Regions from separate parts of the Mus musculus genome. Here region 2 is linked to region 1. A link is a contact called in ENCODE Hi-C or POLR2A ChIA-PET data. All regions are on one chromosome and are shown on one strand. Each heading gives the region's core, a stretch centred on a gene start or an enhancer-like site at or near the end of the contact. The rest is flanking DNA. Distances are from core to core; before and after follow the strand shown.

Region 1 (5,792 bases), core at 2,989-5,488:
TGTGGTTTTTCTCTGCTTGGGACTGACGGCCCTGATCAGAAAAGTGAGTCTGCAGGACTTCAAGCCTGAACAACAGCCATAGTCACTTTAAAAATAAACTCTGTGACTGTAACCCTGGCTGAGTGTGTGCATTTGTGGCCTTGGACTGAAGACACTGGTGTAGCCAAGATTTGCATTCACCAAAAATAGTCATTTCAGTGTCTGGAAAGACAGCCAAGGCCAAGTTCTCACCCCATTGCGGTGTTCTTCTCTAGGAGACCAAATAGTCTTCTTGGTCCTTGGAATCTTTATTCAACAAAAACCATATTGAGGACTATTTGTGCAGCAGATTCAACAGGGAACAAAACAGACCAGATCCCTGCTCTGGAGGGCTTTATTGAGCCTCATGGCTACTCTAACAAAGGCCCATCGGAGGGTAGGTTAGAAAAAATGGCTGGGGCTAGTGATTTGGTTCAGTGGAGGTCACTGCCAACCCCAGTGACTTGTGTTTACTCTCTTGATTGTGTACGGTGGAAGGAGAAACCTGTCTTCTGAAGACTATCCTCTGATTTCCACATGGTGTACACACACAAATGCACACACCCAACATGTTTCTTTGTTTTTAAGAAATAACAGAAGACTTTGGTCTTATGGCTTGAAGAGGAGTCTGAAATCTTAGGGTCCACGGGGTTGCTCCCTCCAAATGCTCTAAGGAAGAGTCTCCCAGGCATTCTTGGTGCTCCTGCCTCCCGTCTTTGCCTCTGTCACCACATGGCCTTTCCTCTGTGTGTCTACATTTTAAATTTCTCTCTTCTGAGGACCCCAGTCATACTGACCTACCCATATCCACTGACCTCATCTTAGCTAAGTGCATCAACCAAATCTGTATTCCTTAAGGTCTTTGGAAGGTCCCAGGTGAGCATCAATTGGAGGAAGGGCTTATTCAGCCACATAGGTGAGAAACGGTAAACTGGTAAACAGGAAACAATTAGATATAGGGCAGGGTGTTATGGCAAGTATAAACATGGCTCTTTGCTATGAGTTTTCACCTCTATTCTCCTCACTGGTACTCTGGCTCAAGATACACTGAAGAAGAAACAAAGATTTAAAAAAAAAAAAAGTACCTCTCCTCTTGCTGTGGGAAGATGTTAGGCGCATGAAATGCACTGAAATTCCTTTTGTCTCTCAGAGACCAGAGAATCTGGAGCCTGAATTGAAGCATGTGAGAAGTCTGTGTACCAACTGCAACAGAGAAGAGAGAAGAAAGGCATAAAGATTCGCCAAAGGGGAGGGAGCAAGCAAGGGGAGGGGTCTGTACCCCCAGATCCCACACATAGCCCTCCATTTCATCAATAGTTCTGAGTCCTACTCAATGGCTTTGGCCAGCTCTGTGGAGACAGAGCAACAGATGGAATGAACTCAAGCCAACTGGAATGTTCCTTTGAGGTCAGGGTATGGAGGAAGCAGCACCACCATGCTATATCATGGTGAATGGTGGCAAATCATGGGTTCACTGTCTGAAATAGCAGGGTTGGGGTAAAACTTTCAAACGAGGGCTACAAAAGACCTCCCTGAAGAGGTGGCTGCAAAGATGTGGTCTGCAAGATGAGAAGGTGTGCCCAGGTAGATGGGTAAGAGTCTTCAAACTGAAGAGAGAACAGACCTGGTGGGTCTCTGGTAGGAAGGCCAATAGTCAGTCAAGTGGATACATCAGGAAGGAGCATTCATCTGGGGACTGGCGAAGTTAGTGAGTTGCCCAGACTGTTGTGTGGAAATCCCAAGTAAGCCATTGAATGGTTGGGTCCACCAAGAAAGAAGTTGGAGGCTGTTAGCAAAATGAGGGAATTCTCTCAGGGGTTCAAGAATCATAGTCAGGGTATATCCATCCCACTCGGTACATCCATCAGGGTTGGGGTATACCCATTATAGTTGGAATATACCGATCACAAGTGGGGTACACCCATCACGGTTGGGATACACCCATTACAATTGGGGTATACCCACTACAATTGGGGTATCCACATTACAGTTGGGATATACACATCACAGTTGGGTATACCCATCACAGTTAGGGTATATCCATCACAGTTGGCCAAGAAGCATGGAGGTTTTACTTCTATAAAGCAACATTTTCCCTAAAAACTAACACAAATGTTAATTTTTTAATTAACATTTTTAGAAATCCATCAGCAATGAAGAGTGGTACAATTGCACATAATGTTCTAGAAGCATGTCTCCCAGTTCTGGTCCTGCAGCAGCGCTCACAGGGTGTTTTATTCGAACTGCCACCTTGTTCTGAGTAGAGTGATAGATGGAGTTACAGTTATGGGTCAGCTGACATGAAGATGAGGATGAGGATTCTGGGTAACCCAAGAGGAGCTCCAGTACTCAGAGGAGGAGAGGGATGCAGAAGGTTGGGGCTGACATCTGAAGAAAGATCCAGAAAAACGGAGCACTGAGGAGGGAGGAAGACATAAGCCGAGGAGCGCAGGCAGCCTTCCCAAGCTGACAAAGACCCTGTGGATTTCCCTCAGAGCCCCTGGTGGAGAACACAGCCAACGCCTTAATTTTAGCCCAGTGAGCCTGGGCTGGGCTCCTGGCATTCAAATATAATTATGCATTTGTGTAAGACACTGAGTTTGTGGTAATTTAATGTAATAAGCAATACAAAAACCAACATACTTACATCATGGGTCATTGTGACATTTTCAAGGCTGATCTGTAGCAAATGGATTGTTGCTGTTATTGTTTATAGAAAGGAACCAAGAGTGATGATCTACTCAATATTAATGACACATCTGCGCCCCACCCCTGGCGGTTTGAGAGTCTGGGAATGGGGAGCAAAATTGTAGCCTTTAGAAATGACCCAAGAGATTGTTGAGTATAGCCACTCCTTTGAGGTCAGGTGATAACTTGTGGTCTCTAGCACCACAAGTTGGGGTGCTACCCTCTGGCCCCATGGTCCCTTGACCTATCCCCTGTGTCAGGCTGCCTTAGCACCCCAAAAGCACTCCACAGCCCGAGACAGCAGCCACATTGTCTGATCTGAAGATTTTTTTTTTCCTGCCAAGTGAGCTCTTTTGTTATTGTGAGTACTTTCAAAGCACAAAGGAGTGCGTTCGGGCATGCTGATAGTCCGTGCCACACTCTCAAAGCAGCTGGCAGAGCCTTAAACATGTCAGAAATGTGCCTTGTTGTCTACCATGTCCCAGCCTTGCCCAGCAGGAAACTTGGGGTGTGGCAGAAGAAATGTGCCTCTACTCCGGGGCTCATGGATGATCCCGAGCACTTTCAAGTTTGATGATCTCTGTACACTGCACTGGGCTGGGTACCGAGCATCAAATGCAGCTGGATAGGCTCCTCTCGCTGGACTAGAAATATCCTGTCTGTTCTTGATGTCCTATGGGGCAATCACGCAGAATGTAATTAAACAAATACCAAGAAAGCCCACTCTATAACAGAACTGAGAGCCTAGAGGTGGGACAGCAGAGATAATACAGGCTGGGGCTTGACCTCACTGAGCAAGCAAACAAGACCAACATTCTACGATCATTAGCCATCGATACCCTCCCAGGTTGTGAACTATAGCTTTTAAAAGTCTCACTGCTTTGGAGTCTAATTTGTACATCATTTCCCCTGGAGGTTAGCATGCAGATTCTGGGAAAGGACACTGCAGCATTTCTGATGAGCGTCCAGTGTTAGAGGCTGTTGGAATAAGGACCAAACTGAGTGAAAAGGTGACAAACCTCTTAAGGCAATTCTGTATCCATTCTAGCCTAGGATTGGAACAGGCGACAGGGCCCATCCTTCTCACAGGAGAGAAAACCTGAGACTTTGAGGGTCACAAGCAGACCTGGGCTGTCAGCCAAGGACTTCTGTGGGCCTCTCCCACTTTATCGAAGCCTGAGGCAGCTGCCTAATTATCTCTGGCTTTAAAAGCATAGACACACACAACCCATGCAGACTCCTTACACGTAAGGGAGCTCCCTCTGGTCCAGACTTCGATAGAGGAACAGCTGTCAGTCTGGGGTGCCTCTCTGTGATAAGGAAAGGGCACACTCACCTTGCTGGTGAGGGCGAGAGGGAGGTGGCTCTGGATGTTTGTAGCCCCTCTCAAGTTTCTCTTTAACAATAATGTCCTTCCAATCTCTTACAACCAAGAAGAAATGGGAAGCTGGGTTTTCTTGGATTTGTTCCAGTCTGAGCAGCTGGAATCTACTGGACATGCTCGGTCACTCTCTCCTGAGACAGGACAGCTGGGTCAGGGCAACCACTACATTGAGAAGCCTCACTCCCACCCTGCTTCCCACCTCATGTCGGGGCAGGCTCCCTGGCAAGGCAGGCCTTGCCCCCTATGCCCTGCTCCCCTTCTTGCTAAGGCTGGTATAATTTCCCAACACTTAAGAGTTTTTGGTTTCTTTGTTTGTTTGTTTTTGGAAAATCTTCACACCATATCAAACATATTAAAGGCATCCACATCAATTTTATTTTGTGTTTGGCCAATGTGAACAAGCAGTAGTTGTTAGTAATCTAGCTATAAAAAAAAATGATGTCTATAATTCTGCCTTTGAAATAATTTGTTACAAATTCATTTTATGAAGGGCTAGGCTTTCTTCATAATTGGTCAGCAAGCTGTAAAGAAAAGGACTTATTGTTTTAAGCATCATGATTTTGTTTATGAAGTCCCAACTTATTCATGAAACTAGCATGCCATTTTTTGTAGGTATTTAATTGAGTCTACTTAAATTCAATTGGGCTGTTTTCTTTCTCTGCTTTGTTTGGAGCTCCTCACAAATTTTACAGGGACCTGAAATGTTTCCTTAGACTGGCCAGGTCTAAAAAATGTCAGGCGATGCCAGAGCAGGCTGTATAGAAGCTGCCCGGGGACCCTTACCAGCCGTCTCCACACTTTGCTTCCTTCCTGCATTTTCTTACCTCCAGGGACCCAGTTTTAACCAGCAATTGGTTTCCATGGTGACAGGGAATGTCCATCTAGGGAAAAAACTTGGCAGAAACATCAGGTCTAGGAGCTTTCTTAAAATGACTAAAATTTAAATGTAGGAGGTGGAGTACATAATGAGTAAAGCAGGGAAATTATGTAGAGTAGTCAGGATTGAAGAAAGGTGTGTGTGTGTGTGTGTGTGTGTGTGTGTGTGTGTGTGTGTGTGAGAGAGAGAGAGAGAGAGAGAGAGAGAGAGAGAGAGAGAGAGAGAGAGAGAATAGATGGTGGGAGCACGGTAGCTATAGCTATACACAAGTGCCAAATGGTCCTTCCTCCCTGACAGCACTGCTCCTTATCGGGGCCCTCTGGACAAATCATTTCACATCCATGTGCCTGCATTTGGGTTGGTATTCTAGCCACTGCTAGATTAAGTTGGCTGCTTGAGTCGAGTGTTTAGCACAGGGCTTGGCACAAGTTGGACACTCAGTGTATGTGTGTGTGTGTGTGTGTGTGTGTGTGTGTCGTACATATGTGTATATGTGCACACTTGTGCCCTAGTGTGAAGGCCAGAGGAGTGTGTCAGGTGCCTATCACTGTGTTCCCTATCCCGTAAGACAAGGCCACTCACTTGACCTAAAGCTTGCTGCTTTGTTTAGACTGACTGGCCAGTAAGCTCCCAGGATCCACCTGTCTCTACTCAGAATTGGAATTACAGGTGCTTGTGGCCGTGCCCCAGTTTCTCACATGGGTGCTGGAGATTGAGCTTGTCTTCATAGTTGTCCTATAAACATGTATGTACATACATGCATATACATGTATGTATATAATACATAAATAAAACTCAGTAAGCATATATATATACATATCAAAA
Region 2 (5,850 bases), core at 2,160-4,659, 97 kb before region 1:
TATATGGGTTTAAGTGTTTCAGACTGTTAGGGGATGGAGATTGATCCAGCCTAGTGCCAATGAATACATGCTATAGTATGGCGTTCGGTCAGCTCAGTCTGTGGTTCTGTCTGAGAACCCAGGGACCTTTGCACCTATTTCACTGTTAGTTACCAGACCTGAGACTTGTGGGAGCCACGCTTTTCAGGAGCATATCGCCCTCTCCTGGTCAATATATAGTACTACAAGAAACAAACAAAAAAAGACCTGGAACACGACTGCAGGGTCTCTTCATGTAGCCTTGGCTGTCATACAACTCTGTAGACCAGGCTGGCATCAAACTCACAGAGGCCCTTCAGCCTTTGCCTCCTGAGAGCTGGGATTAAAGGCATGCACTGTTAACCCTGCATTAGGAGGGACCTCTTTCTTTACAAGTCCTGAGTGTTTTTTAAAAAACACTTCAGCATTCTGAACACATCTCTTTCTGCACAGAGAACTGGTTCTGACTAGAGGATTGTATTCTTCAGACTAGGGTCCCCATTTGTATTTTTAAAAGTCTTCTGCATTTTCTGAGACCATGTAGGAAGGCTTAATCAGCACAACCTAGACTTTCATTTCCTGCTCTGAGCAATCTTCTGTCCTCGCCTTGCTTGGATCTAACTCGGCCTTCTCCACCCAGCCCTGTTACACATTCGGATTCCTGGAGCAGCAGAAACACAGCCGCCCACACTCCGCTCTTGTACAACTTTGAATCGGTCTTGACTGGGCGCAGGTGATTTTAAAGTTCCTGGGGTGATTCCACTGTGCCACTCGGTGGAGACCCACTAAGCAAATAATCCCCAATGCAGCCCACGTGCCCATCCTCTTGTGGAGGTGCTGAGAATTCAAGGGTAAACGTGGGACTCTGTAACACAGATCGATCCTTCGCTATCACCACAGGAGCCATACACGTGGTGCCCTCTAACTCCGAAGAATAAATATGGAGTCTCAGAATAAACATTTATCCAAACACATCACTGCTGTCTTTTCCTCAATGGAAAAGGCTCCTTTATTCCATTATCTTATCCCAGTTGGAACTTGCAACCAAATGTATCTGTGGTGACGAATACACAGAGGGACGTTTTCCTGATTAAAGTCTAAGATCAGACACAGATGGCAGCCTTTAAATGTCCGCTTCCCCACAGTCTCCAGAACCTACACACATGCAGCTCTGCGTAGTGTCTTAGTTTCTTTCTCTGTTTCTGTGATAAAGAAAGGTGACAAAGAAAGCTTGTGGAATGAAAAGCTTAGTTTTGGCTCATAGTTCAGGGCACAGTCCATCTCTTCAGAGAAGCTGTGGCCATAAACGCTTGAGACAGCTGGTCAGAGTGCATCCACAGTCAGGAAGTGGACAGCAACGGGTGCCTGCTTCTGCTCAGTTCCCTTCTCTGTGGACACAGGCCAAGGTCACAGCCAGGGAATGGTGTTGCCCGAAAAGGATGGGTCTTCCTAGTTCAGTTAATGTAACCAAGATAATGCTCTCCAGGCCCACCCAGGGCACCTCCTGGGTGACTCTAGACGCCATGTAGATAGTGTCACTCCAGGGAAAGGGGACTTTTCGAGAGTGATCATCCAAACGAGGGTCCTGAGATGAGGAGATCATTCTAGAGCATCTAAGAGTCTCCCACAAAGCACAGGAGTGTGATAAGATGTGAGAGAAAGTCTGAGAAGATTCTGGCATGGAGGCGAAATCCAGGGAAGAGAAAAGGCATCGAATGGAGGAATGGCCACAGCAGGGGGACAGAGGTGGCTTTAGAAGCTGAGTAAGGTAGGGAGTTTCTGAAGAGCCTCGAAAAGCAATGTAGCACTTGGATTTTAGCAGGGTGATAACACTGTGCGCCTTCCTGGCATGTAAAATGACTAAATATAATCTTTGATTTATGGTCACTCCCATTAAGTATCAAGATATTGCTGGGATATAAAAGTATCATCTATGAAGATGTTCAGTCTTCACTGTGTCAAGTCCGCAGACATGGGGACAAGGATTCAGAGAGCACAGGCAACTCACAGTCCATTTCCTTAATCTCCTCAGAGGAAGAAAAAAAGCTGCCTTCACAGTCCTTACATTTTCCCCATTGATCAGAAGCCATAATTCGTGAAGAAGAAAAGATAAATTAGAATACAATCAATAAACTCTCAAGTTGTTTGATACACCAACCGGGGAAGAATAAATTGTAAGAATAGAATTATCATTTAAATTACCCAATGATTTGGCACAGTGCATGGGCATATATGAAGATATTATGGACTTAGCCACTGACAAATTGATTAATGTATCCCCAATTTACAGAATATTTATAGTCAGTCACTGCACAAGTAAATGTTAAATAGCTAAAGATGATTGGCAGCCCTGGGGATGGCTGAGCTCACCCTGCCCTGGTGTGTGGCCTGTGTGTGTATATGTGCACAGGCCCATGCATTCACAAACATGAGTGTGCAAACACTTAACATGCACTTGCACATGGAGACCAGAGGTCAGCCTCAGGTGACATACCTTAAGAGCCAATCATCTTGATTTTTTTTTGAGAGGACTCTCATTAAAGCCCATGAATAGCCCAGGCTGGCAGACTGGTCAGGGGGACCACTGAGACCCAGCTATCTCCTACTAGCCAGAACTTGGATTACCACATGCCAGCATGCTTGGCTTTTTATGTGGGTTCTGGGGTGACTTCAGGACCTTATGCTTGCAATGCAGGTCCTTTACCAACTGAGCTATCTCTCCAGCCTTCTTATAATCCTTAAATGAAAGGAATATGAGGTTTCCTTAAGCCAGGCAATACTCCTATACATCTATTTGACATTGCCGGGGGCTGGGGGCGGGAGGACGACTTAGATGTAATTCTTGAACAGACAACACCCTACAGGGTCATCTGGTGGGTTGGATGATACTAGAATTTGTAGAACAGTGTTTAAAAGAAGTCACCTTGGCTATATGACTGGAGTTGAGAGAGAGAGAGAGAGATAGAGAGAGAGAGAGAAGCTCTGTGAAAGAATGTTCCATATATGGGTGTATCATCATTTTCACATGTCATGATAAGTCAAGGAACCCTTATAAGTGGGTGTAAGCATTCACTCTGAATAATAACTCGGCAGGATTATAGCTTAGAGTAGACTTGTCAGCCATTATTTGCTAACTTGTGGATTCAGATTTTAAACACCTCCCCTGCAGCCCTAAACTAATAAATTAATGCGCGTGGCACTTAATATATTTGTTTCTGCCTTTTAAATTTCTACTTAGTTGAGGGAATGGGATGTATGTTTTTTAAAAGGGGTGAATGTGCGCGATGCTGGCTAGAGGCCGAACCGCCATGAGAGCCTCCCGCCTGCAGGGGGCGCGCCGCCGCGGGGTGCGAGGCCGCTCTGCCCTCGCGAGCTCCACCTCTGTGGTCGTCCGCGCCCCGCCTGTCGCCGCTGGAGAGGAGGAGCTGCTGCCATCACTGCTGCCGCGGGCGCAGGTACCAGGGCCGGGGCCGTGGGCAGCAGCTGGGCGGGAGCCGGTGACAGCTCCTCTGAGGGCCGTGGAGCCCGGCGCGGGTCCGAGCGGCTTCCGCGCGGGCGATGCTGGCAGGAGGGCCCGGGTCAGGCCTGGGAGCTTGCGCGGATGATGCCCGCGGGTATTCGCGGGTCTCAGGCAGCCCACGCCCCAGCCCGATGGCGGCGTCCTTCCCAGGCAGGGATTCAAAGCATAGCTAGGAATTGTCAACACCTTAGCGGTTCACGAGGAGACCGAAGCCCGGGCGTGCGTGGGCGCTGTGGAGGTGCGTGTGATCTGTCCGGACTGTCACACTGCCCAGGGTATCCGCGGAGAGAAAAGATTTGCACACTTTGCGCTTAGGCCTCAGGTGATCATGAACTTTCACACTTGACACGCGTCGTTAAAACGCAGTTGCTTCCTCTCCGGATTTCCCAACAACCGTCTTAGGGAGAAGACATTTATTTTAACAGCGTTCCACAGACTCTAGAATTGGCTGCGGAATGTAATAAGTGTGTGTTATTGAAGAGTAAATAACACTGCCCACTCTTCAGAACGTGGCATTAGTACTTAGGCGCTTCCCAAGGTGCCATCAGTGGTGTGGTGATTTTTCATGTTACAGTAACAGCTGGCTATCTTCATGTCAGATATTGTGCCTAATGGTCCTTTTTAAAATCTTTGCAACAACCCTGACAAGTACCATCTCTGATTTGCAGATAAAGAAGCTGAGGCACAGAGTCTTAAGTCAACCTGTCCAAGCCCAGACAGTTGGCAGACTAAGTGGGACCGGAGACGCCCAAGACTTCACGCCAGCATCCCTTTACCTTGCAAAGGTAGTAGTGTTCCTTAAGATTTTTGTTTATTGATAGAATTCGTAGCCTGAACTGGTTTCTCTTAGACTTATGCTTATGGAGTATGCAAGAGCCTGTGCCACTGTCCTTTTAGTTTCAAGGGAGTTTAATGAGAAATGCATTTGTTCTTTAAGCCTTGTAGTGATAATAAAGTTAAATGTCCTGGATTCTTACTGTTTCAGCATAGGTTGATTTGATGGAGGAGTGCGTCTGTGATTGTCTATCCACATTAGCTGTGTGTTGGTTAGTTGTATTTTCACAGCAGTTCTAGTGAGTGTACCTTGCACACATAGCATTCTGCCAAGCAGAAAGATTCCCCGACTCCTACAAGAAGCTAGTGTCTCACAGGATACCAGAGAGACGTGGGAGAGAACTGCTACGTGGTGAGGAACGAAGGATACACAGCACAACCTGTAAGCAAACTGAGCTAGTGACTGCAGGATCAAGGGTTTGCACTGTGAGACTGGGGATGTGATTTCCCAGTCCCAGAGACTGGGGCGTTAGAGTCTAACTAAGTTCCTTTACTATTGCGGAGACAAAGACAGAGGACTCCAGTCTGTCACCATGGAGAAGTGATGGTGACAGGGACTTGAGGCAGCTAGTCGGATTGCAGCTTTGCAGGTCACAAATCCCCCGTAGGCGTGTCCATAGGCCAACCTAACCTAGACACTTCCTCTGACACTCCCTTCCCGGGGCTTTCTCCTTCTGACAACCAAAGCTAACCACCACCGAGTCCCAATTTGCTTAGCTGTATTAGGATTTAATGTGTTAGGATTTCATACACTAGGATTTAATTCATTAGGATTTAAGAGTTGTGTTGTCCAGAGCTGCATGAGATGTGTCAGCACAAGCCTTTAATCCTAGTACGAGGGAGGTAGAGGCAGGCAGATCTCTGAAACTTAGAGGCTAGCCTGGTCTACATAGAGGACAGCCAGAGCTGTTACACAGAGAAACCCTGGCTCATACTGCCCCTCCCACCCCATAAAGAGTTGCGTTGCCAGGGTTCATACAGCTGACCCACAGCCTGATTTTCATGGTGGGGCAATTCTAAGAACCAGGGGTAACCTAAGTCCTTGATCTAATGGAGTTAATGTCCCCTGCAGGAAGATGGGGATAATAAAGTGATCTGCTTAAAAGTGGAAATAAATCCAGCTAGATGGTAACAATGACTAAGAAGAGCAAAGCAGGGCAGGGGTAGGCCGTGCTGGGAGAGGAGCTTAGACAGCTTTACAGTAGGAAATCATGTCCGAGAGAATGCTCTGAAGTGATAGTGATGGTGCAGGCAGGGGCAAGGGTCAACAAACGAGGGCACAGCAAACACAGAAACCTAGAGAACACCAGCCTGCTGGAGGACTCACAAGGAGCCTCTGGGTTTGAGCAGAGCGTGTCAGGGAGGAGTGAAGCTAGAAGCCTGGTGGATGCAAGTAAAGACGGACGTCTCCGCAGGCAGGAGGAGGTGGTCGGAGTGCTCGGATCAGCAGAGCAGCAGGGCTGACTTAACGTGTTCAG

The links. Hi-C counts contacts between places; a loop is a spot of excess contacts on that map. ChIA-PET counts read pairs that join two places held with the same protein, here RNA polymerase II (POLR2A).
Region 2: a map of left cerebral cortex shows a loop between it and region 1 (2.5-fold over the local background). The contact joins the promoter of Ankrd46 here to the enhancer-like site in region 1. A Hi-C loop is called at or near these places in 1 of 37 maps with a recorded cell type or tissue (left cerebral cortex). POLR2A ChIA-PET finds 5 or more read pairs at or near these places in 1 of 5 experiments (Patski).

What each region holds. Positions count from the first base shown.
Region 1 is chr15:36,397,962-36,403,753 of GRCm38, reverse strand. No RefSeq gene overlaps it. Among named protein-coding and RNA genes, the nearest start is that of Gm34150, 27 kb to the right of the region's middle. Within about 2 kb of position 4,238, at least 1 of the 3 ENCODE cell types and tissues checked has a DNase peak (open chromatin) inside an H3K27ac peak, as active enhancers do.
Region 2 is chr15:36,494,350-36,500,199 of GRCm38, reverse strand. It overlaps Ankrd46 (ankyrin repeat domain 46), which reads left to right and starts at 3,409. Exons shown (of 5, transcript NM_175134.4): 1 at 3,409-3,473; 2 at 4,207-4,323.